Linked DNA regions of Homo sapiens: region 1 is linked to region 2. Evidence: read pairs that join two places in POLR2A ChIA-PET (ENCODE). Cell type or tissue: GM12878. All regions are shown on one strand. Links, peaks and the distances in the headings refer to the core of each region. The heading gives the core; the rest is flanking DNA.

The links. ChIA-PET counts read pairs that join two places held together with the same protein. Peaks named below come from ENCODE experiments on the same cell type or tissue, not always from the same donor. Only the 100,000 strongest peaks of a DNase experiment are listed, where the experiment ranks them.
Region 1: POLR2A ChIA-PET joins it to region 2 with 6 read pairs; 3 of 35 experiments call an interaction of 5 or more read pairs at or near these places.

The regions. Positions count from the first base shown.
Region 1 is chr3:3,639,860-3,656,160 of GRCh38, forward strand. No RefSeq gene overlaps it. Among named protein-coding and RNA genes, the nearest start is that of LRRN1, 150 kb to the right of the region's middle. In GM12878, for the core only: no CTCF peak of the experiment used is centred there; no DNase peak of the experiment used is centred there.
Region 2 is chr3:3,582,858-3,599,158 of GRCh38, forward strand. No RefSeq gene overlaps it. Among named protein-coding and RNA genes, the nearest start is that of LRRN1, 210 kb to the right of the region's middle. In GM12878, for the core only: no CTCF peak of the experiment used is centred there; a DNase peak (open chromatin) is centred at 7,044.

The DNA.
Region 1 (16,301 bases), core at 5,172-10,171, 57 kb after region 2:
CATGGTGATGGGTGCCTGTAATCCCAGCTACTCGGGAGGCTGAGGCGGGAGAATCGCTTGAACACAGGAGGCGGAGGTTGCAGTGAGCCGAGATCGTACAATTGCACTCCAGCCTGGGTGACAGCGAGACTCCATCTCAAATAAATAAATAATAAATAAATAAATAATACAGTAAACATTCCTAAGCATTATTGTTTATATATATCTCTCTTGAATTTCTGAAAGTCAAATTATTGGGTCAAAGGTCACGAATACTGGTAAGACCTTTGATTGATAGTTTATTCCCTTCAGGATGATCACACCAACCCATACCCCCTGTCTAGTGGTAAGAGTATAAAAGTTTATTCTATTTTTCTGACCATGCTTCTTGAATGTGCTACCACTAAAAATTATCATTTTTAAAATGTTGCCAAACAGTTTTCACCTTAATAGTTGAAAAATTGTATATTTTGTTGTTTGATTTTTTTATTAGAAGTTTGAGCTTTCGTATACGTTTATAGGCCTTTTTTTTTTTACTTTTATTTTAAGTTCAGGGGTAGATCTGCAGGATGTGCAGGTTTGTTACCTAGGTAAACTTGTGTTATGGTATGGGGGTTTGTTGTACAGATTATTTCATCACTCAGGTATTAAGTCTACTATCCATTAGTTATTTTTCCTGATCCTCTCCCTCCTTCCCACCTCCACCCTCTGAAAGACCCCCATGTGTGTTGCTCCCCTCTGTGTGTCCATGTGTTCTCATCATTAGGTCCCACTTATAAGTGAGAACATGCAGTATTTGGTTTTCTGTTCCTGTGTGAGTTTGCTAAGGATAATAGCCTCCAGCTCCATCTATGTCCCTGCAAAGGACATGATCTTACTCTTTGCTATGGCTTCATAGTATTCCATGGTGTATATGTACTGTAATTTCTTTATCCAGTCTATCACTGATGGGCATTTAGGTTGAGTCCATGTCTTTGCTATCGTGAATAGTGCTGAAATTAACATACACATGGATGTGTCTTTATAATAGTATGATTCATATTCCTTTGGGTATATACCCAGTAATGGGATTGCTGGGTGGAATGGTACTTCTTTGTTTAGTTCTTTGAGGGATCACCACACTGTCTTTCACAATGGTTGAACTAATTTATTCTTCCAACAAAAGTGTATAAACATTCCTTTTTCTTCACAACCTCACCAGCATCTGCTGTTTTTTGACTTGTTAATAATAGTTATTCTGACTAGTGTGAGATGGTATCTCACTGTGGTTTTGATTTGCATTTCTCTAATGATCAGGGATGTTGAGCTTTTTTTCATAGGCTTTTTAGCTGCATGTATGTCTTCTTTTGAGAAGTGTCTGTTCATGTCCTTTGCTCACTTTTCATTGGGATTGTTTTTTTCTTGTAAATTTCTTTAAGTTCCTTTTAGGTGGGGATATTAGACCTTTGTCAGACACATAGTTTGCAGAAATTTTCTCCCATTTTGTAGGTTGTCTGTTTACTCTATTGATAGTTTCTTTTGCTGTGCAGAAACTCTTTAGTTTAATTAGATCCCATTTGTCAATTTTTGCTTTTGTTGCAATTGCTTTTGGCAGTTATCATCCCAACTATAGAATACCTATGGAAATCCCTACAATTTCCTGGATTTCACATATTATCTACATGGAGTTCCTTAAGTATGTATATTAATTAGACATAAGGCAGCTAATGACATAAATCATACTTTTTGGGGCAAAGAGTAATGTTTCTTTCTCCTAATTCATCTACCCATATGGTAGGGAACTTCTGTCCCTCCTCTTCCTATTCTTCCCTACTTTAGGGGGAATAAATAATCAGATTGGTCAGAACTGGAACATTTGTTGAGCCATATTTTCTAAAGGATGGAATAACTAAATTACAAACACAACCCCAGCCCATCCGTTGCTTTGTTGTGGTTGCATTCTACTGGTGATGGTGTTTGGGGCAGGTCCTGCTCTTCCGTTCAGCCAGGCAGGGGAACAAATTTCCTTTGCAGATTCAGATACCTTCACACAGGTTGACCTCAAGATCCAGGCTTATGGAAGAAATAAAAGGTGTTTGGTGACCTTGAATCCAAGCTACATTCTCAAAAATTATTTACCAGACCCCAGCATTTGAGGATCACTGGGCGCTTGCCCAGCCATGGGTAAAGCTGATGTGTTGTGTCAGTTTCTCACATCCACTGGTTAAGACCCTGGGAAGGAGGAGGGCTGAGTCTTGGCCCCCTCCCAGCTTCCAACGATGCTGTGTGTCAGCATTGTAGACAAGAGCTTGCAAACTCCTAACTCTTCCTCTGATTCTGGCTGCCTCTTCAGACAGCCTCTGTATCCCAGTTTTCAAGACACGTCTGTGTGTGTGTGTGTGTATCTATGCATATATTTTAAAGTAATCCTGTTTTAACTAGCATAGCTGTTACTTTTATGTGTTATTATAAAACTGTGCTTCAGCTGTCAGCATGCTGTTCTCCCACCATATGTTTCCCCTGTGCTTTCCTGACACTGCCTTTCCCAGGGCCCAGAGATGGCAGAGGGAAGCTCTGAAACACAGCGCAATTCTGAAAAGCTTTGTCTTCTCGCTTATTGCTCTTAAAACTTTCCTTTGCCGAGTCAGGAAGATGCTCCTATATCTCCACCTGTTTGTGCTTTGGGGCATGAAGCCTAGCTCCTGTAACTTGTTTCACAACCCAATGCTGAAATTGCTGTTGCTGCCATTGTATTGTAACAGAAGGGAAAAGAGAGAGTGGGTTAGGATTTTATATCTTCTATGTGGGAAAGCCATCATGTTCCTTTGGGTTTTTAAAAGCCCTTGCATTTGTACAGTGCTTTATGGTTCATGAGGTGTTTTTGTATTTATTATTTTCATTGATGCTGACAACACTAAATGCTTGCCCCATACTTATTTTCTATTTACCAATAAAATGGTGAAGATCAGACATTCAGCAGGCATTATTTGAACACTTACTGTGTGCTGGGCACTAAGAATTTGAGGATGAGCATATTGTTATTATTTATTTATCTTTGTGTATTTATTATTTAGTTATATTTTATAGATGAGGAAATAGACTGAGAGAAATTAATTATCTTCAGTCATCCAGATAGTAAATAGTGGAGTAAAATCCTCAAACTTAGTTTTTTTTCATTTCAGCTTTAGTATAGTTCTTTTATAAACCATTCTAACTTGTCCCTCAGTTAGCTTCCTTTAACTTACCACTTCTCACTTGAAACATCTTTTTTTTTCTAATTTAGCTCAAAGGCTGATAGAATAAGCAATTATGTAGAGTATCTGATAGGCCCCATGTATTAATTATTAATGCTAGCTAATATCAGAAATGAGAATGAATGTCTTTAAAAAATTATAGATTTAATGAATTCAGACTAAAGCATTATGAAGAACAGAAAGGTAGCCCTGAAGGAGAATAGAAGGGTATTAGAATTGTCTTCTGTGCATTTTCCACACTGATGGGTGGATAGCTCTTGGCGCCTTTGTCGTGAAATCTTTGCCCATGCCTATGTCCTGAATGGTATTGCCTAGGTTGTCTTCCAGAGATTTTATAGTTTTAGGTTTTACATTTAAGTTTTTAATCCATCTTGAGTTAATTTTTGTATATGGTATAAGTAAGGGGTCCAGTTTCAATTCTCTGCATATGGCTAGCCAGTTATCCCAGCACCATTTATTGAATAGGGAATCCTTTTATAGGAAAGCTGAATATTATAAATACTTTTAAGAATAGGAAGAATAGAAAGAGAAGGGACAGAAGTTCCCTACCAGATGAGTAGATGAATTAGGAGATAAGAAACATTACTCTTTTCTCCAAATAGTATGATTGGTGTCATTAGCTGTCTTATGTCTAATTAACATATGTACCAAAGGAACTCCATGTAGATAATATGTGAAATCCAGAAGACTGTAGCAGTGACTTCCATAGATATTCTATGTTTGGGATGATAATACGAGCAGTTGACCTAGGCTTGTATATCGATACAACCATAAATAACCAGGTTCACAATGTAAGACATATAGTCATTTGCCAAGGAATAAATTATCAATATGACATGAGAAATACCTGATTAGAGAAAAGTCATATTAATATAATGACCGAAGCCTTCTTGTATGATCAACTATCATAAGACCTTTCTAATTTAGATGTCATTGATTTGCATTTATCATAATTTAAATTGGACCAAGATAGGGTTTTCCAAGCCGAAAGGTAATGCTTGGAGAAGATACTTCCCCATCTTAAAGAGGTTCAAATCATAAAAAGCCCACTTTGAAGAAGTTTTAGGCACTTGAGAAGCACTGATTTCTATAAGGCAGGACATAGAGCTTAAGAGGAATTTATGATTTTTAGTGAAATTTCCTCATTTTATAGATGAAAACACAGGCCCTGGGAGACAAAGAGACCCCAAAGCCACACAGCAGCGAAACCCACACCAGATGATCCCATCACAAATGACCACTTTTTCTACTCAATGCTACCCCTCTTCTCTTGCTTTGGTAATGACAAATTGCTCTTGCCTAGTAAAGAAATCTTAGGCTTGCATTTGGCTACACTCGACTGCCCCATATTTAGCTGGAGACTTTTGCTATAAAGCTATATTTCTTGTTAAATACTCCACAACTCAGAATTTCTGTAAAGCAGGATGGTCTTGCTCTAAGTATATCTGCATTAAGTTAGTTGTTATTGTTTTGTCTTGCCATGTTATATTGTATTCTGGGGTTTCTTTTGTTCGTTTCATTTTGTTTTGTTTTGCTACAGCACAGTGCTTAATGAATGGAGATTTTAAAGATGATGGATGTTACTGCTACTTGTTTATAAAATACTGAATAGTTCTGGAGAAAACTCCCTATTTGCTTAGGTGTTGCTATGTAAATCTCAGAAGGGACACATGGATTTTCCATGTGATTGATATGGTCAATGTTCTCCATTATCCCCCATGCCACAGAGAAACTTGAGAGATAAGGAGTATAGAGAGGAGGCAAGAAGATGACACAGAATTTCATGCTGGTGTAGCCACTGGGTGGGTTCCTCTTGTCCACCTCCCAAATTGAGCTGATTTATCAAGACAGAGGAACTGCAGTGGAGAAAGAGTTTAATACCCACAGAGCCGGCTAAAGGGGAGACTAGAGTTTTATTATTACTCAGCTCAGCCTTCCTGAAAATGTGGAGGCTAGGAGTTTTCAGAGAGTTTGGCAGGTGGGGAGCTAGGAAATGGGAAACGCCAATTAATTAGGTCAGGGATGAAATCATAGGGGGTTGGAGCAGGTTCTTCTTGCTCTCTTCTGTTCCTGGGTGGGATTGCAGAACTAGTTGAGCCAGATTGCCAGTCTGGGTGGCAGCGGCTGGTCTGTCATAATGCAAGGTCTGAAAACTGTCTTGGACACTGATCTTAGGTTTTACAACAGCAATGTTATCTGCAGGAGCAATTGGTGAGGTTAGGAATCTTATGGTCTCTGGCTGCATGATTCCTGACCACACTTTCTAATTCTGTGGCTAATTTGTCAGTTTTACAAAGGTGGTCTGCTCCCCAAGTAAGGAGGTAGTTTGTTTTGGGGAGGGGCTGTTATACTCTTTGTTTCAAAGTTAAACTACAAACTAAATTCCTTCCAAAGTTACTTTGGCTAACACACAGGAATGAACAAGGGTAGTTTAAAGGTTAAAAGAAAGATGGAGTCAGTTAGGTCAGATTTCTTTCACTGTCATAATTTTTGGAAAGGCAGTTTCAGTGGGAAACGCATGTGAAATGGATTTGGGTCAAGTTCTATTGTCTGCTTATCACTAATCAATTCTTGGAAGCAGGAATTCCTAAGGATGGGGAAACGTTGACCTTCCATGAAACTAACGGGCCACCTTGAAGTCTTATCCATGCCAGTCCTGTTATGTTGGGCTCCTCGTTCTCCAAGCACACTTTTGACTCTCTCTTTTAGCTATGCCTGGAAATATCTCTAGTGGAAATAATTCTGTTTAGTCTCACAGCTCAGAAGTACTTCCTACACTATTTATCCAAATCCTACCTTTCACTACCTAGCTAGAGGAAACCTGAGTTTGAATGCCAGCTGCAGGATTTACTGGGTGTGAGACCAAGGGTAAGTCAGGCAAATCATTGAATTTCTCTGACTCTCATTTCCTGAGCTATAAAATAAGATAATAATAGTAGCTACTTTATAGGTAGTCACTATACAACTTGTGTGTGCATCACAAAAATACAGCATTAGTTCGTCAATGACAAGTGATGTTTTATATTATTCATATTATTTTCTTTCCATTAGAGACACTTCAGTACTTCAGTGAGGACAGCTCACCCCATGTGAGGAAACCTGAGTGAACTGGCACTATAATTTCTAAATCATTCCAGTGATAGCTTAAAATCTGTGGTGAATTAGTGACTAAGGAAGCTGCCCTGTCCAGCTCTGAGAACAAGGCTGTATTCATTTCCCTGCACTGCTGAAACAAAGCACCAAAAACTAGGTGGCTGAAACTACAGAAATGTGTTATCTCGCAGTTCTGGAGGGTGGAAATCTGAAATCACATGTCAGGGGGGCCGAGCTCTTTCTCTCTGTCTCTCTCTCTCTCTGAAGACTCTAGGAAAGAATCCTTCCTTGTAGCTGCTATTAGGTTGGTGCAAAAGTAATTGTGGTTTTTGCCATTGAAAGTAATGGCAAAAATTGCGATTACACTAAGGGAGGAGACCACCCCTCGTATTGTCTTATGCCCAATTTCTGCCTCCAAAGAAAGAAGAAGTAAAAACTAAAAGGCAGAAGTGAAATCCACAGGCAGACAGCCCAGCGCCGCGCCCTGGGCCTGGTTAAACATTGACCCCTGACCTAACCGGTTATGTTACCTATAGATTCCAGACATTATATGGAAAAGCATTGTGAAAATCCCTGTCCTGTTCTGTTCCATTCTGATTACTGGTGCATGCAGCCCCCAGTCACGTACCCACTGTTTGCTCAATCGATCACGACCCTCTCACGCGGACTCCCTTAGAGTTCTAAGCCCTTAAAAGGGACAGGAATTGCTCACTCGGGAGCTCGGTTGTTGGAGACGTGAGTCTTGCCAAAGCTCCCGGCCGAATAAAGCCCTTCCTTCTTTAACTCGGTGTCTGAGGGGTTTTGTCTGCAGCTTGCCTGCTACAACACTAACCAAACATCTTCTGGTGTTTGCTGGCAGTCCTTGGCACTCCTTGGTTTGTAGATGCCTCTTCCAGTCACATGGTATCTTCTCCCTGTGTGTCCTCATGACATCATGACATCTTTTCTCTGCACATGTCTGTTTCTGTGTCCAAATTTCCCCCTTGTACGACATCAGTCATACAAGATTGGAGTCCATTCTGATGATCTCATTTTAATGTGATTATTTCTATATGACTGTATCTCCAAATAAAGTCACATACAAAGTTACTAGGGGTTAGGATTTCCACATATCTTTTTGGGGACACACAATTCAACCCTTCACATGAAACTAACACATGGTAAGTTAATCATTAAAATAAGCTCTTGTTATTATATTACTGTCTGTATTATATTATATTTATTATATTACTGTCAGCTTTGCTCAACATAACAGTATATTCTCTCCATTTTATCCACATTTGTTTTTTCTCCTCAACTGACTGCAGTAAATCCGCTAACCACAGAAGCCATGTGTTATTTATTTACTTTTAGTGTATTAATCCACTGAGGCTACCATAGCAGAATACTACAGACGAGGCGGGTTAAATAACAGAAACGTATTTTCTCCAGGTTTGAACACTGGAAATCGAAGCTCAAGGCACTGGCAGCGTTGGCTTCTGGTGAGGCTTCTCATCCTGGCTTGCAGATGTTCTCCTTTCTGCTGGGTCCCCACCCAGCCTTCCCCCTGTGCACAGGCATCCTGGCATCTTCCTCTTCTTCTAAGGACACTAGTTTTATTAGATTAGTAACCCACTCTTATAATATCCTTTAACCCTAATTACCTCCTTCAAGGCCCTATCTCCAAATACAGTCACATTGAGTTCTGCCTATGAATTTTAGGGGGACACAATTCAGTTCATAACAATGATATTCTTCCCTAAGAAGAGGTCTGGCCATGTGGTGGCAATTAACAAGTTCTACTTAGCAAAACGTTCACATATTCACTGGAAGAAGAAAAAAACGTTCCTGAATATCTGTGTGTGGGGAAGAGAAGGACGGAAGGGTGTTCCTCATAAATTCTCTAGCTGAATTATTTTTTTTCATATATACCACTAGTCTGAAGCACAAATATGTGGATTTCTAGATAAAGCAACCCCACAGATAATCCAAATATTTGTTTCAAGTCAGGTATTCTGCTGAATTCAGAGGAGCATCCCCAAACAAAAATTATGTTTTCAGCTCCTCCCAAAGTCTTCACTTTGCTGATAGCAAGCAATCTGTGAGCTAAAGGCAAACCATAGTATCTTCTCTTAATTTTCCAGGATAATGCAGATAAAGCTGCCACAGATCTCTCTCTCAAATCGTGAGTAGAAGGCTCAGAAATCCCTTTTTCCAGGACTCTGTAATGACTGACCTCTGGGACACTGTGTCTCCTTATGTTTCAAAAGGTTCAGGATTGGCCACAGCACAGTCAAAAAACAGATATCATAAAATCCACCTGTACTCTGCATCCAGCTCACCTGGGACCCTTGTAAGGCTGCACGATCTCCTCTCTCAGGTGTCCCAGGCCCAGGAATGTCTGTGCAACTTATTAGGAGGTGAAACCCACTCACCTTCTTGTATCTACCAGACACCCTCTCACTTACCTTGAGGGATAATTTCCAGAAGTTTTGCTGGCATGCATGTTCCATGAGTGGGACCTGGGCACTTTAACCATCAGGGCCGTCATCTTAATTTACCCTGTCTGGGGAGACTGAGGAAGTGGAAACCAGCACAGGCTTGTCAGAAGCCTGAAATCTTTTTGCAGAACCTCATGCTGCTCTGATATTCCTTTATTCTATGACCACCCTATTGGCATTTACATATTTAGTTTAAAGTGGGTTATTAGATCTCTTGTAAGTGACCCTGTAACTATTCTCATGTTATTATATTCATCCATTCATTCATTTATTAGCGAATCATTTATTAAGGGTAACTACTGTGAGCTAAACCTCGTACCAGGCAATGGGATATGAGGAGGAACCGAAGAGATGAGTCCTTGTCTTGAAGGAGGATGTTAAGTTGTAGAAGTCTGCCTCCAACTAGAGTTGAAGGCAAAGAAAAGGTCTCTGGAGTATTTTGTACTCCCCAACAGTGGTGATGGCCGGGTTGTGCTCACAGCAGGTGCTCAATAAGTAACTGGTGCGTCACATACCAGATGTACAGAGTCAGCTTTGTTGCCTGGGTAGCTACTGATTTATGGCTCCATATGGTCACCCTTTCTAACCTTCTCATTGCCTTCTGTACCAAGGCTACACTCTTCTTCCTTTTGCAAGTATCTCTCTCTTTCTGACAGCACAAAACATGCTCCCATTCCCCTGGTCTCTTCTCATATCCTGACCAGACCAGCCCAAGCAGAACAGAAATATTGGAGGACTGGGAGAAATTTGTTCCTCTGCCCACACAGGCTATCAGACAGAATGGCTGGGCTGTTTCTCCAAATGAAATACAAAGTTAAAACCATTCCTAATCACATTAACCACTGTCAGGAATAAGCTGGTTAGTTACAAAGCATGATAATGCAGAGAAAATTCTAATTAAGAGAAATGAGAGAATCTAACACATATCATCAGTCATTATGCTGTCATCCTTTTCCAATATAACAAGATGTGGTTTGTGCGAAGTGTCTGGCTATCGCTTTTGAAAGAGAACTATTTATAATTAGAATTGTGTTGAATATTTAAAAGTTGCAAAATTACCATGTCTCTAGGGGAAAATGTCTGTGGAACCATGCAACAACAAATCCAGAAAGATTGAGGATGCATTTAAGAGCCTCCAAGTTTGCATTAAACAAGGAAAATGGGCCATAGCAATGAAAAGCAACATGCATTTCATAAAGCCATCCTGCTAATTAATTGTCATCTCACAAATGCTGCTAAGCCTTTTGAGTGATGATGAACGTCACCGTTCACAATTATTCAGTAAATCAAAATATGAAGGTTTGTTACCTTATTTTTGCAGGCTTTATGGAGGACTTAATAGTTCCTCCCATGTCCAGTGACCATTTATCTAGACCACTCGCTATCCACAACATCAGAGAAAAACTACCAGAAATAAAACTCTGAGTACCTAAAATAGCTAACGCAAAGCCCTTGTACCTTTATTCACTGGGTAGACCTCAGAACCTCACTGAGACACTTTAAAATAAAACAACTTGCCATTATAGAATATTTCAAACTATAGAAAAATAGAGAGTATGGTATAATGACTCCCTCTTTACCACTTAGATTATTTTGACGCATATGTAAGATATAAAACTTCAACTGTAAATATTTCAGTTTGTATTTCTAAAAGATATAAGCTCCAAAAAGACTCCCATAAAAATGACCATCACTGTACCTAAAACAATTAACAATAATGTGGCTTTCTTTCCTTCAACAGACTTACAGCAGTAGATTAGGTGGGGCGGGGAGGAAGGGCACGTAGCCACCGACTAGCTGAATAATTTTAGGGAACTCGTTTAATTTCCCTAAGCTTCAGTTGCCTCAAAAATACATGTAATTGTTATGGTTAAATCAAAGATGATGTAATGTAGATGCAGAATCCTACACAGTGCCTGGCATACACAAAGTATGCAATGTAAGCTATTATCATTAAAATGGTTAAAACAAAAATGTCGTCAGCACTGTAAAAAGTAAATGAGAGCTCTCTGGAAATTTACTTAGATGAATTATCGATGACCACCGTGTTTCTTAATCAATAATGGAAACTTTTCAAACTCATGTTCTGTAACTTCTCACTTGCCTCTGATACTACTATGGAGCACACACTCCTTCTGGAAGTAGTCTCCTCTCCTCTCTTGGCTTCTGTGATAACAAGAAAACTGTGGTTGCTCCTTCTTAATCTCCAATGAGGGCACCTCCTCGCAACACGGCCATTCAAAGCTAGAATTCTTCAAAGTTCAGTCCCAGTCCTAATTCTATATTGCTTTTCTATTCACTCTACAGTCTCAACAGATTTTTAGCAACTCCCATGGTTACAAATATGATTTAAGCACTAGCAACTTTCAAATGTATATCTCTGACCCAGATCTCACTTCTCAGCTCTAGATATTTATAACCAACTCCTTAACAGTCATCTTCATCTGAGTGCCCCACAACATTTCATGTACATGTCCAAAACTGAATTCCTACATACTCTGTTTTAGAATCTATTGCAGCAAATTATTGTTTCTCATGCTTCTGTAGGTTACCTGGATGGTTCTTCCGCTCACGTAGTGCAGCTAGGGTGCTGAGAAGGCTGGAAGGTCCAAGATTCACATAGCTGACAGTCCATGCTGGCTTCCAGCTCGAGGCCAGCTGGGATTATCAGCCATGGGTTCTGATTCTCCTTCATGTTAGCATCTCCGTGTAGCCACTTGAGATTCCTCAAAGATGGCAACTGGATTCCAAGGAGGAACATTTCAAGAAACAAAGGCAGAAGTTGCAATTCTCTTAAATATCAGGCTCAGAAGCTATAAAGCATCACTTCCACTATATTCTATTAGACAAAGCAGACCACAGGATCAGCCCAGATTCAAGGGGAAGGGAAATAAGTTCTGCCTCTTAGTGGGAGAGTGGTAAGGTCACACTGTAAAAAAAAGCAGGTGAGGTGGGAGATACCGTTGCAGCCATTTTTGGAAACAAAATGTACTATATTCTCTCTAATGGTGTTCCTTTTCCAGAGTTCCCCTTCTCATAAATTATATCATTAAGTACTCAGTTGCTGCCGCCATGATTATCCTCGACTTCTCCTTTTCCCTCATCCTCCATGTCTCCTCACTCACTGAATGTTACCGTTTTTACTTTCAATATCTATTATGAGTCTGTCTCCTCCTCTCCATATCCATGGTCACACCCTAATTCAAACCCCAGCTCAAGCCATTGTCATCCCCTGTCTGGATTCCTGCCAGGTGTCCCCTTATTCACTTTCCCTGTCTTTAATCCATTCTTCACAGAGCAGAAGGAACTATCAGTTCTCTAGTGAAAACCCATCAGTATTTTTTCATGGCTATTTTAATAAAGTTTAGATTTTTAACCTGGCCCACAGAGTCCTCTATGAACTGTCTTCTGTCCATGTCTACAGCTTTATTCTCTTTTTTACCACTCTCCCCTGTACCCTCCCCTCCCCACCCCACACACAATCATCTTCTCATGGGGGCCTTCTCTTATTCCTCCAATGAATCACACTCTTTCCTACATCAGGGCTTTTACCCATGCTGTTCCCTCTGTCTGAAATTCCCTACCTCCTACTCTCAACTCAGCTAATCCCTACATCTCTTTCACATCACAGGGGAAACCCCACTTCCTCAGGGAAGCCTTTCCTAACCTCTAAGGTCAGGATAAGTTCCTCTATAGATGCTGTTGTGGTACGGAGTGCTATTAATGTGTAGCACTTATCATATTAGCAATTAAAGAGTTATTCATTTAATTACAGTCATTCTTGCTATTCACAGTCCTTAGGTTCTACAAAGTCACTGTGAACACTAAATTAGCAAATACAAGATTGGGTTCCTGCAAGCCTCTGGTTAGGAGAGTTTCATCAACAGCTCAATTCATGACTTTGTCTGATGCCTGTGTCTGTTTAAAGACACAGTATCTACTATATATTGCTGTTTCATTAGCATCAAACTCATGCGGCCAACAGCTCTGTAACTCATGATTCAGTGAATCTTATCTAACACACATATTTTCTCCATAAAGCACATCACAGCCTTCTTGTGCTTAGAAACACTAGACAGCACTTCAGCACTACATTTGGGGGTCCTTTGAAACAGCAAAATCACCACAATTTTGCATTTTGTATATAAAAATGCAAAAAAACATGGTGCTAAATCTACCACAATAAGGATACTTCTTTACATTCTGAGAGGTGAAACAAGAAGGTAGAGCATCACCTTGTTCAACCTCAGCTTGCAACAACTTGAATTCTGCGCTGCTCTGTGCATGTCCCTGAATGACTATGAAAGGGCTGTGAGTATGGATTTTAGGCTTACAAACAAATGTTGGTGAGTAAACAAATTTGCAAATACAGAATCCACAAAAAATGAGGGATTGACTCTCCTTATTTAATGAATGTTTCCCTTGCTAGAGTATAAGCTTCATGAGAACAGGAGTCCAGTCTGTCTCGTTCACTGTTTCCCACCGTGCCTCACACAGAATATGCATTTGTCCAGCAAATAAACTTATATAATTTTATTCTTCCTTTGAGGATACAAAACTTAATTCTCAACCCCAATTTCCATATAAGTTATAAAGAAATAATAGGATGTACTCAGCAAGAATAGATGGAATAGAAAGGCCAAAGTGAGAGGAGCCCTTATTAAAACTGTAGTAGGCAGCCGGGAGTGGCGTGGTGGCTCACGCCTGTAATCTCAGCACTTTGGGAGGCCAGGGAGGGTGCATTACTTGAGGTCAGAAGTTCAAGACCAGCCTGGCCAATATGGTGAAACCCCATCTCTACTAAAATTACAAAAATTAGCTAGGCTTGGTGGTGCACGCCTGTAATTCCAGCTACTCGGGAGGCTGAGGCAGGAGAATTGCTCGAACCTGGGAGGTAGAGGTTGCAGTAAGCCAAGATCATGCCATTGCACTCCAGCCTGGGTGACAAAGTGACACTCTGTCTCAAAATAAACAAACAAAAAAACTGCGGTAGGCTTGGATGTAAGACAAATAAGGACTTCTATAACTGCATTGTTAAGGAGGAGAAGTTTAGTCTGGGTGAAAATCAAGAGATAAGGGAAATCGACTAGATGTAAAATTGATGGTTGGTGCAGTAATTGACAATCTAAAGTTCAGGTCCAAAAATGTAGAATCTATTTTGGAATTGTGCATAAGGCATAATGGTCCCCACAGAAGGGTAAGGGAGTGAATGAATAAACAATTGGATGGGTAGATGGATGAATGGCTAAGGAAAACAGAAAACCGAGGTGATCAAATTTAAGCAGGACAATACAATGTCATAGGTCTAAGTGATGACAAATTCTTCAGGTATAGTGTGTGGCAGAAGAATAGCTGTGGGTGACAAGCACATTCACAGGAGAACTACAGACAGTGGTCTTGAGTTATCTGTGTATGATTCAGCTCCTAGGAGAAAGAGCTAGCTTGATTTAAGTAAGGTATCAGGGCCTCAACTGAGCAAACTGGATCCCACACAGGTTGCATTTTCAGTAGGGAACTGAGTACCAATTAGGGAAGGAAATTAAGGCAAAGTCACAGCCGTACATCCTAGGCCACCATGGGAAGGGCATGCCGAGGCTTAGTGGACATGCACCCCCACCCCAGGCAAAACAGATCCAAATCTGGAGCAATAAGTCTAATCCCAAAATTCACTCTACCCCTTTGGCTAACATTATAACTGCCTACTTGAATAGAGACTGAATCACAAACTGGGTAAACTGAGTCTGCAGTGGGACTTATAGATCTTTGCAATTGAAAGACACTGGTAAACAAGTACAGCTTGATTGTTTCTTGACTGTCTTGAAACATTCTAGAGTATTCATTAGACACACTGAAGGACTGACTTTGAAAGACGTAAATGATGGATTTATTTCAACCAAGATTTTTTGAACAGCTATTAGGTATAAAGAGCAGGGTGGGTGTGGAATTGAGGAATAATCAATCAATGCAAGATGAATGTGAACTTCACCAAGTGTGTGAAATTTCAAAATGCAAGAAATAGCCAATTATGTTAATTTCCTAAGAGATTCCAAAAGGCTACAAAAGCTGATGATTTTCTAATTAGCATCCACAGGACTATTGCATATAAAATCAGTTTAAGATATACAAATGGTCCTTGAGAAGCAGAAAACGAATGGGAAAAAATACTTTGGATGAGAGCTCAATCAAAACAAAAGAAACTTCCAGATACTAAAGTGATTCCATTTGCATGCATATGCACAATGTAATCTATACATGTTCCTATCTAGATGACTTAGGTAAGCATACGCAATTGCAGGATTTGCCACCATAAGCACTGATAGCCCCAAAAAGAGACAATTGAAAAATCCAGGCTGAAAAGCTAAATCTGATTTTTCTCACTCTTAACTCAGTCTGGAACTCTAACCTCACACATGCTGATTTTCCTCCCCAAAATAGCACTGCTAAAGAGAAAACTGAGATCACAGAAAAGCCTCATGGGTTATGTTCAGGATAATCAGCTGAATTCCTTAAGGAGTCCTTCTGTTTCTTCATTAAAACAATACCATTTACTTGGAATCTTTTGGTCTTTCGAGACAGGTTGTGGTTTGAAAATAAACTGAAGCATAGTGTTTTAGAACAAGGGAAAGGGGAATAATGGTTTGCATTAGGGTGTTTAGACTCATGCAAAACTTAAACAAAACACATGATGTCAGATTTGGAGTTCTGAGTCTGTCTCCCAGTATATGTGCTTGTATCACACATGCTCTGGCATACACAGGTACACATACACACCCACACACACACACACACACACCACATCTTGCACCCTCCCATACCCAGTCTAATCCTAGGCTATTACCTAATTCTGACACTTGGATGCCACCAGAAGTTGTCAAATGACCTCTGCGCCACTAAAAAATCTCCAGGGACAGTCAGTAAAAGCATCTTCTCCCCACATCTTCTCATATAACAACACTAAGCTTCCTTCCTTCCAAGTTCTCATCTATTATATTTCTATAGCTATCTTTAAGCCCATTTCTCCAGCTACTAATATTCAGTGTAAATCTAAATGTCTAACAGGACAACAAGCATTGCTAGGAATGTAAAATTCTAATCAAGGTCCTATAGCCTTCATGTACTAAAGGACGTGCATTAGGCTGTTCTTGCATTGATATAAAGAGAAATACCTGAGACTGGGTAATTTGTAAAGAAAATAGGTTTAATTGGCTCACAGTTCTGCAGGCTTTACAGGAAGACAGTGCTGGCATCTGCTCGGCTTCTCAAAAGGTCTCAGAAAGCTTACAGTCATGGTGGAAGGCGAAGGGGGAGCAGGCCCATCACATGGAGAAAGCAGGAGTAAGCAAGAGAGTGTTGGGGGGTGGGGGTGACATACACTTTTAAACACCTAGATTTCTCAAGAACTCACTATCATGAAATAGCACCAAACCATGAGGGATTCACCCACGTGATCTAAACACCTCCCACAAGGCCCCACCTCCAGTATTGGGGATTACAATTAAACATGAGATCTGGGTGG
Region 2 (16,301 bases), core at 4,730-9,729:
CCTCCTGGAGATACTATGTCATTATTTTTGATGCCTTGAGGTCCTGAGCTGCAAGGTCTCAGGTCTTGAATTCAGATACTGCCCACCTGCCTTAGTCAGAGCCGAAGTGGAAAATTTGAAAATAGAGCCAAGCAATTTAACATTTTGCTTCAATTTCCAAATTATTGAGAAAATAAACTTAATAATACTTACCTACCTCTTGGGATGTTGAGACAATTAATGAAGGTTTTTGCACTTTTCTAAAGTTCCAGCAACCAAAGGAAATTAATGTTTTATATTCCACCTGCATTGTACAAATTAATGGGCTTCCCTGTTCAGAATAAGCAATGAGGACTTTGTCCTAATTGGGAGAAGTTCAAAATGTTATAATTTTTTTTCTGGGCCCCTCTTCAGTTAATTTTAATTTTTGTCTTTTGCATGGTCTTGGAGGTTAATTTTCTGAAAGGGCAGCTTTATATATTATTATTTTCCCAAGTAATCTCTCTATGTAAGTTATAAAGCCAAAAATTAGTTGATTATAAGCAGCCCAATAATAACCTCTCTAGAGCCGTTGCCTCTTTTGATTAGATATATTGCTCTGTAACATGCGTGGCTCTGAGTGTTCAAAATGAATAAAACCCTCAAACATTTTTGGAACAATGTATTCTGTTGACTTTCCATAATGCTAATGTTAATAATAATGGAATGAACTAGAATAAACGGCATGATTTAACAGTCCAAATGGTGAAACATAAGACTTTTCTCCTATTATTTTTTATTTTTTAAGTTACCTTTTTAAAGAAAGCCAGAATAATTGAATGATAAAATACCCTACATGGCAAGACTTTGTTGCCAAGGGCAAATTCTGGTATGTTCAGACAGCTGACAACTTTAATTGTCAAGTTATATTTGTTAGGATTATCTCAAAAAACGTATTTCCTGTTATATTCGGTTTGTGCAAGGTTAGCCTCTGTGGACTGAGTGCCTCCTCCATGCACAAATTTGTTTTCATGGTGATTAAAATGCAAATCTGATTTACAGACCTCCTTTCTTTACAAGGAGGTGAATATCTCTAATGAACATGTATCCAGAGAAAATATAATGATACAAAGAAGAAAAACCTGAAAATGGTATTACATGGGACAGGGTTTCCCAAGGGTGGTGCATGTACCACTGGTAATAAAATTAAATAATTACAGGTGATGCATGGGCAAGCTTTTTTACTTTAATGCTTATCTATTTATTTGATTACCTATAGGAGAAAATATATAACTAGTACACTAAACTCCAAACTTTTATGACCCCAAATGCTTAGGATACATAACAGGTATGACTAGTAAGATGATTTAGAAAAGACATGAAGAAAGTACTATTTTGGTGGCATGGAGATAAGGCAAGCATCTCGAAGGTGGCATGAGAATGACTGGAAGTGGATAAACATCAACACAGTGGGAACACAGCAGGGGCGTTGGAGTTAGGCCTGGCCTAAGACCCTGGGTTGGCCACTAAGAAGCTGTCAGATTCCACATTTGTTAAAATCTCCCAGCAAGGGCCTGCTGGGAGAATTTTTAAGTTCCACTTAAAGCTTTTAGCATGGTGCTGGCTACCAAGCAAGCCCTCAAAAAACAATAGCTATAATTATTCATCATAATAAAAGTCTAGTCCTAAGTACCCATCCAGCCACAAAACAAAACAAACTCCTTGGACTGGGTGAAAATGGGCACAGAAAAGCACTCTTAGGAACATCGTACAGAACTGGTTACACTTTTAAAGGAAAATTGATAAAGACATGAAAATGAATTGGCTTTTAACAATACTTTCTACTTTTTTAAGCTAAAAATGATGTGTGTACTCTGGTTATTTATTATGCAACATTAACTTTAAGTTCCTTCCAGGTAAGGACTGTGTTTTATTAGTATTGGCATCATCTAAAGTTTAAAAATTGAGTCTTCACACAATTGACACTTAATAAAGTAGTATTGAGAGAGCTATCATATCGCTTCTCTAATTTTCAAGATTCCTTTATCTACCATGGCTTTGGAAGGCAGGAAATATTTATAAACACGCAGCTTTTGACAGGATGTATTTTGCGTGCTTAGGAAGGAAAAGTCCCATATTTTATAAAACATTACCAGGAGTTTTCTAATATTCTCAATATTGTTATATTCTCTGTGCTTTGTACATCTACTCTGCTTCTGAAATCACACATACTAAGTCCTAACACATTGGTGGCACACATCTGATTACAGTAGGTCCATTCATGCCTGCTCTACAGGTTCTACCTAAAGCATAATGAAAATATCGTAAATATTTTCCTGTATCTGTACTGGATACAGAGGTGATCACTACATACTTGCTTATTAGTTGGTTTTCACAGCAGTCAGGGATGAATTACTTGGAGAGCAAGCCCAAATTTCCCCCGAGTGCTAGTTATTATTATTTTTTAATGTTTTAAGATCTTTTTTAGATAAACAAAAGAAATGGCAATGGCAATGGATATTCACCCTATCCACCCCTGAATTACACAAAGCCCAGAAGAATTCTGATTAATGGCTTAGGATTGTGGGACCTTAATACATGTCATCAAAACCAGTTTTTAGGTGATGCTTAAACTGTGAATACCTGTCATACTTACCTGCCCCTAGGATCTTAAGGGTGGATGATTACATTTTTAAACTTCCTAATAGTGCTTTTGAAATACAGCCTAAAATGAGCAAATGAAGCACTTCAAAGAGAATTGTTTCTATCCATTGAAGTCTGACATGTAACAGCAGAAATTTGGAGATGATCGAATGCCCACCAACAGAGAATTGGTGCACTTATTCCCTGGAATGTGTCATATAGATGTGAATAGAATTGCACAAATCTGTGTGTATTCACATGGCAGAGTGTCCATGATATGATTACCGATCAAGAAGAAGCAAGTACGAGTGGCACGAAGATTCTGAACACAGCCCCATCATGGGCACATATCCAGTCCATCCACAGAAAAGTCCTAGAGGGGCACATACTAAAACGTGCATAGTGGTAATCTCTGTGGACCGGAGTCTGGGCAAACAAGAGGAAGGGCTTTTAGCTTTTACTGTACACATCCCTGCAGTAAACTTTCATTATAATAGTAACTTTTAATAAGCATTTTTCACTTTCTAACCTTTTTAAAAACAAGCAAATATATTTTAATAAAGGTAGTCCTAGACTTGCATGACCTATTATTTAGATTTATTGTCATGCCACCAGAAGTCATTGCCTCTCCAGCCTCCCCATTTATTGATTTTTGTGTGTGTGTGTCTTAAACTTTAGAGATCTAAAAAGATCTGTCTGCTCTATGGCCATGTTCACTGGGCCCTTTTTCTTCCAACGTGTAATAGAGGATGGTGTAATAGAGCGAGTGCAGGCTTTGATTTGGGGTCTGAAAGCAAGGGTTGCATCTTAGCTCCATTATTTCCAAGTCCAGACTTTTCGGCTGCAAGGAAAGAGAAACCCACTGAAGCTGCCTAAGGCCCAAGGAAGGTTAATGTAAAAATATTAATTACACCTGGAAATGAACTGCAGTTGGCGCTTCTGAGAAATGCAGGTAAAAATTGTGAAACAATCAGAGATCTAGCCAACTCCTTTCTCTGTTCACCCCTCACCCCTATCTCACGGCATGTTTCTCTCTGTTCTCTACTTTGTTCTCTTTTCTGACAAAGAGCTTCCTCTTCTTTCTCATAGTTACAATGCCCAGTTTGCTTCATCTGCACACAACTTTCGTTGGTGAAAAATCTGCAGAGGCCTGGACTCCATGGGACCTGTCAGCTTCTCATAATTCTTGGGTCTCTTACTGCTATTGAGAGATCACAAGAATTAAATAACACTTTCTTTAAAAGCCTCTCACATTTTTTGACACAATACACAACAGCTACCCAACTTCTTCAAACCTTAGTGTCCTTGATTGAAAAATTAGATACTAATAGTATCAACATCACAAGGATTTCTGTAAAATGTTTAATATCGTGCCTGTTATATCATAAGTGCTTAATAAATGTTAGGTGACGTTATTGTTACTGTTATTGTTATTATTAAGCCTATCAGGATTATTATCTTAAAGATTTTTAAGAAAATGAATGATGTGCTTAACCCAAGTGGGCAGCTTCATGCATGCCTCAATTTCCATAGAATCTATGAGCAGAGAACAAGAGAAGTGCATGAGTGATGATCTTGACAGATCTGTAAAACAAATCATGATACATCAACAGTTCCTCATGGCCAGGCAACAATGGGAAAAGACAGAAGCAGTCTTATTCCTGTTTGAGGTAAAGACATGTGGAGTTAAATGGAGACAGTGATAACATCATTTAAACCAAAGGCTATTTAGATGCCTTCATTAATCACTAGCAGGAGCTCACTCAGCAGGAAAGGGGGAAAAAAACCTGTGCTGCTCTTTCTTGGTCCAGTGGAAAAGATTGCATGAAGCACATAAGAGAGAACTTCCTGCCAAATGATTAGACACACAGGGAATTTAATAATGAACATTTTTCAACCCGTCGGATGACCCATTCCCCTTCTGCAAATGGAGAGGGCCTGGAATCAACTTTGAAGATGCTCCAACAGACACACAGACATGTTTTCATCTCATGTTTCATACGACATTAGCAAACAATGTGCTTGGCAATACTCTAAACATAACACACCACCATCTGATTAATGGAACGTGTCAGCTCAGCTATCAACACTTAACATTTATTATGCTCAATGACACTCTAGTCTTGGCTCTCGAAATAACAGTTGTTTCAGCGGTAAAAAGTCAAGACAAAAGCGTGAAGTGAAGGCTTTCACATACTTTTCTTCAAATTTTTCAGCAACACAGTTTTTGACAGAGGGCCTTCTGACTGCTCAATTTGACGGCATTCGAACTTATAAAAGCTGAAGTATAGGGTTTCCCAGGGGATGACATAATGAAATAAATGCACTCATGAATATGTATGGTTGGAGGAGGCCATCTGTTCTCCACCAACCTCTTTTCTTACAACTCATAAATGCCCAGCCCCACCCCCACGCCTACCCCACCCTCCAGAAAAAAGCTCCCAAAATGTCTTCGTTTGGAACTTTTAAAAGAAAAGTTTCATCTTGGACCAGAAACATAATTGCAATAAAAATGCTTTTATTGTCAGACTAAAAAAAAAATAACTCAAATAATGCTTTTGTAAACATTCCAAACTGTGAAATTCCAGAATTCAGGGATGAAGTTCTTTACTCTTCACCTAAATTGAAAGCCACCTGAACCTGCTTTCTGAGCTGCAACTATGAGAACAGGTGAAACTTCAATAACCACAGAGTAGAAAATAATCTATCACTCAGGAATTCTGAGTTAGCTCTAGTTGTTGTATATTCAAGTTAAAAAAAATTGAGTTTTTTCCTTGACCCCTATGGAATCCATTGCTCTTTACTAATTTTGCAAACAGAAGATGAGGCCAATCTTACTGTTCAAAGGTTACTAAAAAGAAATTTTCAAGAGATGAGAAAATATAGTCAACAAAGAACAGGAGATGAATTTCTTGGAAAAGTTGATTGCAAGATGACTAAATTTTTTGGTCAACTGAATTCTATTTAAAATGCATAAAGAACATTTGTGCATTATTACAGGATTCTTTTGGTAAGTCTTTTGTAAAGTGGATGCACACAAAAAGAATAATTACTTCTAATTCATTTGCTTTGCAGTTTCAACTTTGTAAATATCTTGCCTTCTTAAAGTATGGAATACTTCTAGTGAGTTCCTCTGGGCTTCAAGAGAAAAATAATGTAAGCTTAAATTATTCTAACAATGATATGGACTTGGAAAATTTTAAAAACATAGTGTTAACAACAGCCCCTGTGCTTTATTAAATTTTCTCATACTAGCCTGCTTGTAGATACGGCCTGTGATAAATTATATGTTTTATCAGAAAACTAAAAAACATAGGACAAAAATATTGTTAAATTCTAAAAGGTAGTGGCCGGGCGCGGTGGCTCACGCCTGTAGTCCCAGCACTTTGGGAGGCCGAGGCGGGCGGATCATGAGGTCAGGAGATCGAGACCATCCTGGCTAACACGGTGAAACCATGTCTCTACTAAAAATACAAAAAATTAGCCGGGTGTGGTGGCGGGCGCCTGTAGTCCCAGCTACTCAGGAGGCTGAAGCAGGAGAATGGCGTGAACCCGGGAGGCAGAGCTTGCAGTGAGCCGAGATCGCGCCACTGCAGTCCGGCCTGGGCGAAAGAGTGAGACTCCGTCTCAAAAAAAAAAGCAAAACAAAAAACAAACAAACAAAATTCTAAAAGGTAGTAAAATGGATTGGAAAGAGCATACATGTTCTAGGATGAGAAGGCTTAAATACTTCCCTGTTTAGTTAATGGCAGTGTGGTCTTGGGCAATCCAACCACACTTTCTATCACTCCACAGTTTTATCTGTTAAATTGGATATCATGGTGCTATTATGTATGGCCTGAAAAGGTAATAATAAATGTGAAAGCATTCTAAAACCAGAAAAGGACTTTATAAAATAAGCCTGAAACACATGTTAAGGTGAATTAATTTATAAATTACATTCACAATAAAAATAAAATGTACTTGCTCCTCAATCTTTTCTTACCAACAAGCATCATCATCTATTCTACATGGTCCCTTACACAGACTAAAACAATTTCACTCATCTTCCCTGTCTGTATCCCGCTACAGTTGCAGGATACTAAACATAACTTGCAACTAATAGAATTGTACCCTACGAATTTGATTCCTAAGAATGTTGCAGAACACCAGCATCCAAAAATGATTCTATCGAAGGGGAAAAGAGCTCTGGGACCTCCTTACAGAAGTCATTTTACATCTCTGTGTTCAGCTGCCTGTCTGTGAAAACATGTTACTGGATAGCATTGCCTCGAAGGCCCCTTGAGACTCTGAAGTTCTGTGATGTTCACAGTGCACTGTAGTCAAGCAAGCACTAGGCTAGTAACCACCAACTGGCTATGTGGTTTTGGATGAGACAAGTTACAAAACCTCTCTGGGCATTAGTTCCTTCAGCTGCAAACTGAGGGGGTTGGGCTATATATCCTCTGAGGTCCCTTCTACCTCTGACACCATATGAGGCTCTAACATTGTGTTAAAATAATTAGTTGGGAGGTCATTAGAGTGAGGTGGCTCCAGCACTCTGGGTTCCTGCATAAGCAAACCAAAACCCAATTCAGCATAAAATACAAAATGAAACTTAAGCTTAGCCGATCAGAAACCACCAACTAACCTCTAATGAGGGACTTTACACTAGAACGATCCAAATAAAGCTACTGCTCCACTTTACCCAACCAAATAATTTCTTTGCCTTGCTCCTGTAGTCACCCTGTAAAAAATCCTTCCTTTCATTCCCTTCATCAGAGCCCCAAACTGGTCACAGTCTGGAGCTACCTAGTTCATGAATTGCTACCTGCTCAAACTCTTGAAAATTCTAAAGCATTTATCTCTTACATATAATTGAAGTGAAGGACAAATGGCCTGGTGCCATGTAAATTGCTTCCAGAGGCTGGGAACCATGTAGGCAGGGCCCCTGCCATTAAAAATAAAAAGTCTCATCTTTTTTTGGCATTTGGGCAGAATGTGTGATTTTTGTAAGCAATATCATTCTTTTCAGACAAATTAGGGGTCCAGAAAAAAATGTGTCACAGGCTAGATTTTTTTAAAAGTATAGTGTCATATTTTCATTTTAAAAAGTCAGTTAGAGAAACGCTACATGCTGAGAATGTATGTCAACTAGGCCTATAAAGGTTTTTACAAGTGGAACATCATAAGTATATTTTCCAAACACTTCAAAGTTGTAAATGTTCCAGCTTTTACTCAAAGAAGATGGTGGTGAAGCTCCAATTTGACAGAAATACAAAATTTCGATGGTTTCATGATCTGTTTCAATTGTGAAAATCTTTCTAAATTGTATTAGACCAGCATCTAGAATGTACATTTTAGCATTTTGCCCAGTCCTATACAAAACAAATTTAACACAAGGTTTCATGACAAAGAGACAAATGACCACTCCAAAAAGAGATGGTTTAGCCATCAAGGGACTTTGACAAGCTCAAGGGCCAACCCAAGGATCTCTACTGCATGTTAATCCTGATTCCATTGCACAGAGAATTTGTAGAAGATGCAAATGTTGGATAAACTCAGCAGTAATCTTTTAAGACTGGCTAATCCTTATTAATTTGGAATACACTTCTTGAATGATCGGAAGCCTGAGTAACGTAAATCTTAGTCAAGGAAATGCTCTTAATGAGTGAATGCAGAATATTAATTCAAAATTATCATTGATGGAAGCATTCCACTTGAAACCGGTGTAAGACAAGGATCCCCTCTTTCACCACTTCTATTCAACATTGTATTGGATGTCCTGGCCAGAGCAATCAGGCAAGAGAAAGAAATAAATGTCATCTGAATGGGAGTAGAGGAAGTCAAACTATCCCTGTTTGCAGATGACATGATCCTGTATGAAGAAAACCCCATAGTCTCAGCCCAAAGCTTCTTAAGCTGATAAACGACTTCAGCAAAGTCTCAGGATATGAAATCAATGTGCAAAAGTCATTAGCATTCCTACACACCAACAACAGTCAAGCCAAGAGCCAAATCAGGAACAAACTCCCATTCACAATTGCCACAAAAAGAATAAAATACCTAGAAATACAGCTAACTAGGGAGGTGAAAGATCTCTACAAGGAGAATTATAAACCACTGCTCAAAGAAATCAGAGATGACACAAACAAATGGCAAACATTCCATGCTCATGGATAGGAAGGATCGATATTGCCAAAATGGCCATACTGCTTAAAGCGATTTATAGATTCAATGATATTCCTATTAAACTACCATTGAGATTCTTCACAGAACTAGAAAAAACTATTTTAAAATTCATATGGAATCAAAAAAAGAGCCTGAATATCCAAGGCAATCCAAGGCAAAACGAACAAAGCTGTAAGCAGCATACTACCCAACTTCAAACTATATTGCAGGGCTAGAGTAACCAAAACAGCATGGTACTGGTACAAAAATAGACATATAGACCAACGGAATATAAAAGAAAACCAAAAATAAGACTGCACACCTGTAACTATCTGATCTTCAACAAACCCAACCAAAACAAGCAATGGGGAAAGGATTCCCTATTCAATAAATAGTCCTGGAATAACTGGCTAGCCATATGCAGAAGACTGAAATTGGACCCCTTCCTTACACCATATGCAAAAATTAACTCAAGATAGAATGAAGACTTAAGTGTAAAACACCAAACTATGAAAACCCTGGAAGACAACCTATGCTGCACCATTCAGGACACAGGAATGGGCAAAGATTTAATGACGAAGATGCCGAAAGCAATTGCAACAAAAGCAAAAATTGACAAATGGGATCTAATTAAACTAAAGAGCTTCTGCACAGCAAAAGAAACTACCAACAGAGGAAACAGACAACTTACAGAATGGGAGAAAATTTCTGTAAACTATGCATCCAGCAAAGGTCTAATATCTAGTACCTATAAGGAACTTAAACAAATTTACAAGAAAAAAACCCATTAAAAAGTGGGCAAAGGACATGAACAGACACTTCTCTAAAGAAGACATACATACAGCCAACAATTATATGAAAAAAAGCTCAAAATCACTGATTACTAGAGAAATGCAAATCAAAACCACAATGCGATACCGTCTCACATCAGTCAGATTGGCCATTATTAAAAAGTCAAAAAATAACAGATGCAGTGAGGTTGTAGAGAAAAAGGAATACTTTTATGCTGTTGGTGGGAATGTAAATTCATTCAACCATTGTGAAAGACAGTGTGGCAATACCTCAAAGACCTAAACACAGAAATACTATTCGACCACGCAATCCCATTACTGGGTATATACCCAAAGGAATATGAACCATTCTATTATAAAGACACATACATGTGTATGTTCATTGCAGCACTATTCACAATAGCAAAGACATGGAATCAACCTAAACATCCATCAATGATGGACTGGATCAAGAAAATGTGGTACATATACACGATAGACTGGATAAAGAAAATGTGGTACATATACACCATGGAATACAGCCATAAAAGAGAATGAGATCATGTCCTTTCCAGGGACATGGATGGAGCTGGAGGCCACTATCCTTAGCAAATTTATGCAGGAACAGAAAACCAAATACTGCATGTTCTCAGTAATAATTAGCTAAATGATGAGGACATATGAACACATGAAGGTGAACGACACACACTGGGGCCTATCGGAGGGTGGAGGGTAGGAGGGGGAGATAATCATGAGAAATAAATAATAGGTACTAGACTTAATACCTGAGTAATGAAATAATCTGTATAACAAACCCCCAAGACACAAGTTTACCTATGTAACAAACCTGCACGTGTACTCTTGAACTATTACCTTAAAAATAACAGTTCAACAACAACAAGAAGCACAACAAAATTTAGCACTGAAATCAGCCTAGGTCCTGTTGGGAATTGCTCAATTGTATGTGTTTCATTCAAAATCCATTAGTAAAACAAAGTACAGCAGGATATCTGGACTACAACCTCCATCTTCTTTTTGGACCACTTTTTGAAAATAGCTTTATTAATGTACAATTTACATAATATAACATTCACCAATTCAAGTATATGATTTAATGATTTTGGGTAATTTTTCAGAGTTGTGCAAATATCATCAAAATCTAGTTTCAGAACATTTCATCACCCTCAAAATGATTCTCCGCAGCCATTTGCTGTCAATCCCCACTCTGCCTAGGCAACCAATCATCTGCTTTCTGTTTATAGATTTGCCTTTCCTAGGCTTTTCACCTAAAATCATGTAGACACTGTGTAGTGTTTTGCATCTGGCTTCTTTCACTTGGCTTAACAATTTTGAGGTCCATCCATGTTGTAGCGTCTATCAGTATTTAATTCTGAATGGTATTCTATTGTATGGATGCGTATTTTCTAAAGCACATTTTCTTTAGAAAATAGACATTTGGTATGTTTTTACTTCTTGGCTATTATAAATAATGCTGCTATGAATTTTTGTGTACAAGCCTTTGTATGAAGATAGGTTTTTCAATTCTCCAGTTATCTAGGTAAGGAATTGCCATGTCAAATGGTAAGCATATGTTTAATTTTTTAAGAAACTGTTGAACTGTTTTCTGGTGTGGCTGTAGTACTTTATATTCCAGGAATGTGAAGAGATCCAATTTCTCCATATCTTTACCAACATATGTTATTTTCTGTCTTTTTAATTAAAGTCATCGCAGTGGGCGTGCAGTAGAATTTCTTTGTGGTCATAATTTGCTTTTCCCCAGTGAATAATGACGTTGAGCACCTTTTCATATGCCTATAATTCATTTGCATCTTTTCTATAATGAAATGTCTATTCAAATCTTTTGTTCATTTTTAATCAGCATGTTTGTATTATTATTGAATTGTAAGATGTTTTCATATATTATGGGTACAAGTTATTTATCATCTATATTCTTCGCAAATATTTTCTTCAAGTCTGTACTATGTCTTCACTTTTTAATTGTATCCTTTGACACACATTTTTTTTCATTTTAATCATTTGATTTATCAATTTCTTTAATGGATCATATTTTTGATATTGTATCTAAGTAGTCTTTGCCTAACCCAAGTCACAAAGATTTTCTTCTAAAAGTTTTAGTTTTAGTTCTTACATTTAGGCCTGATCCATTTTGATTTAAGTTTTGGGTGTGGTATGAGGTAAAGGTCTAAATTCATTGCTATGAATTTGTATACCATATTGTCCCAGCTCTATTTATTCAAAAGACTATCATTTTTCCAGTTAAATTTCCTGTGCTTTGTTGTCAAAATCAATTAACCATTAATATAAATTACTTTCTTTTTTTTTTTTGTAGAGACAGGGTCTCACTCTGTCACCCAGGCTGGAGTGCAGTGGTGCAGTCATAGCTCACTGTAGCCTTGAACTCCTGGGCTCAAGCAATCCTCCTGTCTTGGCCTCCCAAAGTTCTGGGATTACAGGCATGTGCTGTTGCACCCAGCCAAATTACTGATTTTTTAAAGAGGCAATATGGAATAGTGCTTAAGAGTTTGAGCTTTGGATTCAAACAACCTGGGAAGGAAACTTAATTCCATCTTTTAGTAGCTGTATGGCTTGGGGCAAGTGACTGAACCTCTCAGCACAGCAAGACCCTCATCTGTAAACGGAGGATAATAATAGTACCTAGCTCCTGATGCTGTTTTGGGGATTAAATGAGATGATACATGTAAAGTACTTAAATGAGAACCTGGCATGGAGTAGTAAATGCTCAGTCCATGAGAGCCGTCATCATCATTTTCTCTAGTGGCAAAGACAGGAAGAACCAGTTCAGCTTCTTTGTACCTTGGAGTACAAACTGGAGCCAGCTGGCCAAAATATGGAGGATGTGAAATCCCTGGGGTGGGGGGATTGCGGGGATGATTCTGCTTTTTACCTGGTGATCCTATCCATTTTCTCCTTTTCATTATTTCATTTTTTTTACTCCCAGTTTTGTTCAGGTGGCACTTTGCCTTTGTAAAATACTCACCTCTCCAGACTCCCTTGCTGCTAGGAGTTATTTTTTGATCCAGTTTCGGCCAAGGATATACAGTAGTCCTCCTTATCCGCAGTTTTGCTTTTTGCTGTTTCAGTTACCTAGGGTCAACGGTGGTCTTAAAATATTAAATAGAAAATTTAAGAAATATACAATCCGTAAGTTTTAGATTGTGTGCCATTCTGAGTAGCATAACAAAATCTCATACTGTCCTGCTCCATCGCACCTGGGATGTGAATCGTTTCTTTGTCCAGCAGATCCATGCTGTAGATGTCACCCGCCTGTTAATCACTTAGGAGCCATATAGATGATCAGATCCACTGGCGTGGTATCACAGTGCTTGCCTTTAACGAACTCTTATTTTACTTAAAAATGGCCCCAAATGTAAGAGTAGTAATGCCGCATATTGTTATAATTGTTTTATTTTATTATTAGTCATTGTTGTTAATCTCTTACTAAGCCTAATTTATAAACTAAACTTTATCATAGGTATGCATGTATAAGAAAAAACATAGAGTTTGGAACTATCCATGGTTTCAGGCAACCTCTGGGGGTCTTGGAATGTATCCCCTATGAATAAGGGGGGACTACTGTATAAACAGAATAAACTGTGTGGGCTTTCAGGGACAGCTATTGATTTCCTGATAAAAAGTAGACAACCTAAGCTGGCATGGATGATTTTCCCTTCAACCATCTCTCTTGGTCCTGCTTGGATCATAGCCACAAGGCTAAAGGGGGAGCAGTTGTCTTGTAGCTGCAAAGGCAGAAAGTCTCATGTTAGGGGTGATGGAGCAGAAAGTTCCAAGCTGACCTGAGAAACTGGGGCAGTGGTGACTTGCCTATCCCTGGGTGTCTCGTATGGCCTTGTTACACTTGTAATAGCTACTAGTTATTGAGTACCTATGACTGCCAAAATAGTTTACGTACATACGCTCTAAACACTGCAAAAAGCTTTGTTGGATGCATTTTACTCTTTCCACTTTAGAGATGAGTAAACTGGAAATCAAATAAGTTTAAATAAGCTGCCTGGGTATAAGCAGTGGCCAAGAGGTAGAAATGGGCTCCAACGCAGATGCACCTGGCTCAAAGTGCAGCCAGGACACTGCAGAACTGTTCACAGCTGTCCCCAAGTGCAGAATGACTTATTTCAGGGTGGGATCCAGGTCTAGTGTCTTATATGTATCACATACGCATCACATATGCAGCCGCCTCCTTCTCTTCTTCAGGCTGGGAAGAGGGATGAAGAGAGCGTGGTCAATAGGTACAAACAAACAGTTAGATGGAAAGTGTAAGTTCTAGTATCCATCACAGCAGGGTGACTATAGGAAACAGCAGTGCATTGCCTACTTCAAAATAGCTAGAAAAGATCTGAAGTGTTCTCAACACGAAAAAATGATACATGTTTGAGGTGATGGGTATCCTAAATACTCTGATTTTATCACTACACATTGTGTGCGTGTATCAAAATATCAAGTGTCCCATAAATACGTACAATTATTATGTATCGATTTTTTAAATGGGGGCAAGGTTTTGTCTTCTTTTGCCTTGCAAAGCTCAGAACCAAGCCTATACATTTTAAGTCGATATTTTTCTTCAAGGAAATGAACATTTAGTAGCAAACAGACAAAGTTTCAGGTAACTGTTTTTAATAAAAATGGTCAAGTAATTGACCATTGGTTGTTGTGTGGGCTTCATAGATTAATGGGGAGTAACAGAGTAATTTAAAGCATTTAGGAATTCACTTCATAGAAAACATCCTTAGGTGGAAAGTAAGCCAAACATCTCCCCACTTCCTTCCCACTCAGCTGGCTGCCCTTTCCCTCCAAAGAATATTAATTGCACCTCTCTGGCCTTCTAGAATGTGAAAGGTTCTAAACAGACATATTTTCCATACTTAGCACCGGTACAGTGGCTTGGATAAAGGTGAATTAGGAACCGAAACAGGTTTTGTTGTTGTTTTATTTTGGCTTGGTTTTCAACTATAGTTTCACTTTGGACAGCATTTCGCAAGCAAATATCCAGAGAAATATTAATATGCTCCTTAGGCCGGGCACGGTGGCTCACGCCTGTAATCCCAGCACTTTGGGAGGCCGAGGCGGGCGGATCACAAGGTCAGGAGATCGAGACCATCCTGGCTAACACGGTGAAACCCCGTCTCTACTAAAAATACAAAAATTAGCCGGGCGTGGTGGCGGGCGCCTGTAGTACCAGCTACTCGGGAGGCTGAGGCAGGAGAATGGCGGGAACCCGGGAGGCGGAGCTTGCAGTGAGCCGAGATGGCGCCACCGCCCTCCAGCCTGGGAGACAGCGAGACTCCGAATCAAAAAAAAACCACAAATATATATATGTGTGTGTGTGTGTGTGTGTGTGTGTGTGTGTGTGTGTGTGTATGTGTGTGTGTGTATATATATATGTGTGTGTATATATACACATGCTCCTCAGAAGAAAGCCCCATGGTCAGTTTTGGAAACGGTCTTTCTTAGAAATTCCTAATTCAGATTAGCATATTAAAAGTTCTGAGGGGAAAACAATTTTTAACTTTGCATAAGCTGATGTTTCGCAAAAGTATTTGACCCCAAAATTTTCTTATTTATAACACCTATTGATATTTGTAGAACATTGATACTATGTGGGACATAGTATTGCTGTTTTAGGAGAATTTTTTAAATGCTCCAATTGATTTGTTAAACTACTTAGCCGGTCTCAGTCTAGGGCAGGGGTCAGCAACTTATAAAAGCTGGCTTGGGATCTGTTTTTATAAGGCCCAGAAGCTAACAGTGGTTTTCACATTAGTAAAGAGTTGTAAAAACAAAAACTAAGATAACAACAACAAAAAACGATTGAGCAACAGAGACCTAAAACATTTACTATCTGGCCCTTTATAAATAATCTTTACGTACACCGCCCTAGGAAATTAACCTTTAAAAAATTAAATCCATGTGTCCTGAGTGCATAAAGTACAATTTTTTTAAAATGGGGGTTGGGGGGTGGGGAGGATGGACAGAAGGAAGGGACAAGCCTGGCTTCCAAAATGTAGTGGGTGATATAACAAGAGAAAGGACCCTACGGACTGCGCAGAATAATTTTCTAGCATCTTCCCTATAACAGCTCATCAAGTATTCTCTCATTCAGAGTAAATGTCTCCAGTTCCATCACCTTTCCTCATAAGTGTCTGAGTCTCCTCGACACCATGGTCCCTTGTCTCCAAGTTGTTCCAGTTGGTCTACATACCTCTCAAACTATGGTGTCCAGGCTAGCTGTTACTCTACTCGTACCTGAGGGATGCCAAGCGCAAAGGGCCTTCCTCTCCTGTCTCCCCAGGTCAGAGGACACAAACCAGCCAGCGACATGCCAAATCACACACAGGGCTTTTGTTAAGTCTACCCAATGTTTTAAAATACAGTTGACCCTTGAATAATGTGGGGGTTAGGGGCTTTGAGCCCTGTGCAGTTGAAATTCGCTTATTACTTTTGACTCTCTCAAAACTTAACTACAAATAGCCAGTGTTGACCAGAGGCCTTTCCAATAACATAAACAGTCAGTTAACACTTATTTTGTATGTTTTATGTATTACATACTGTATTCTTACAATAAAGTTAGCTATAGAAAAGAAAATGTGATTAAGAAATCATAAGGAAGAGAAAATACATTTACACTACTGTACTGTATTTGTTAATCCCAGGAGTTTATATCATCTGTTTACAAGATGAATTGTCTGTCTGAAATGGTGGACAGCCACAGCTGCAAACCTCAAT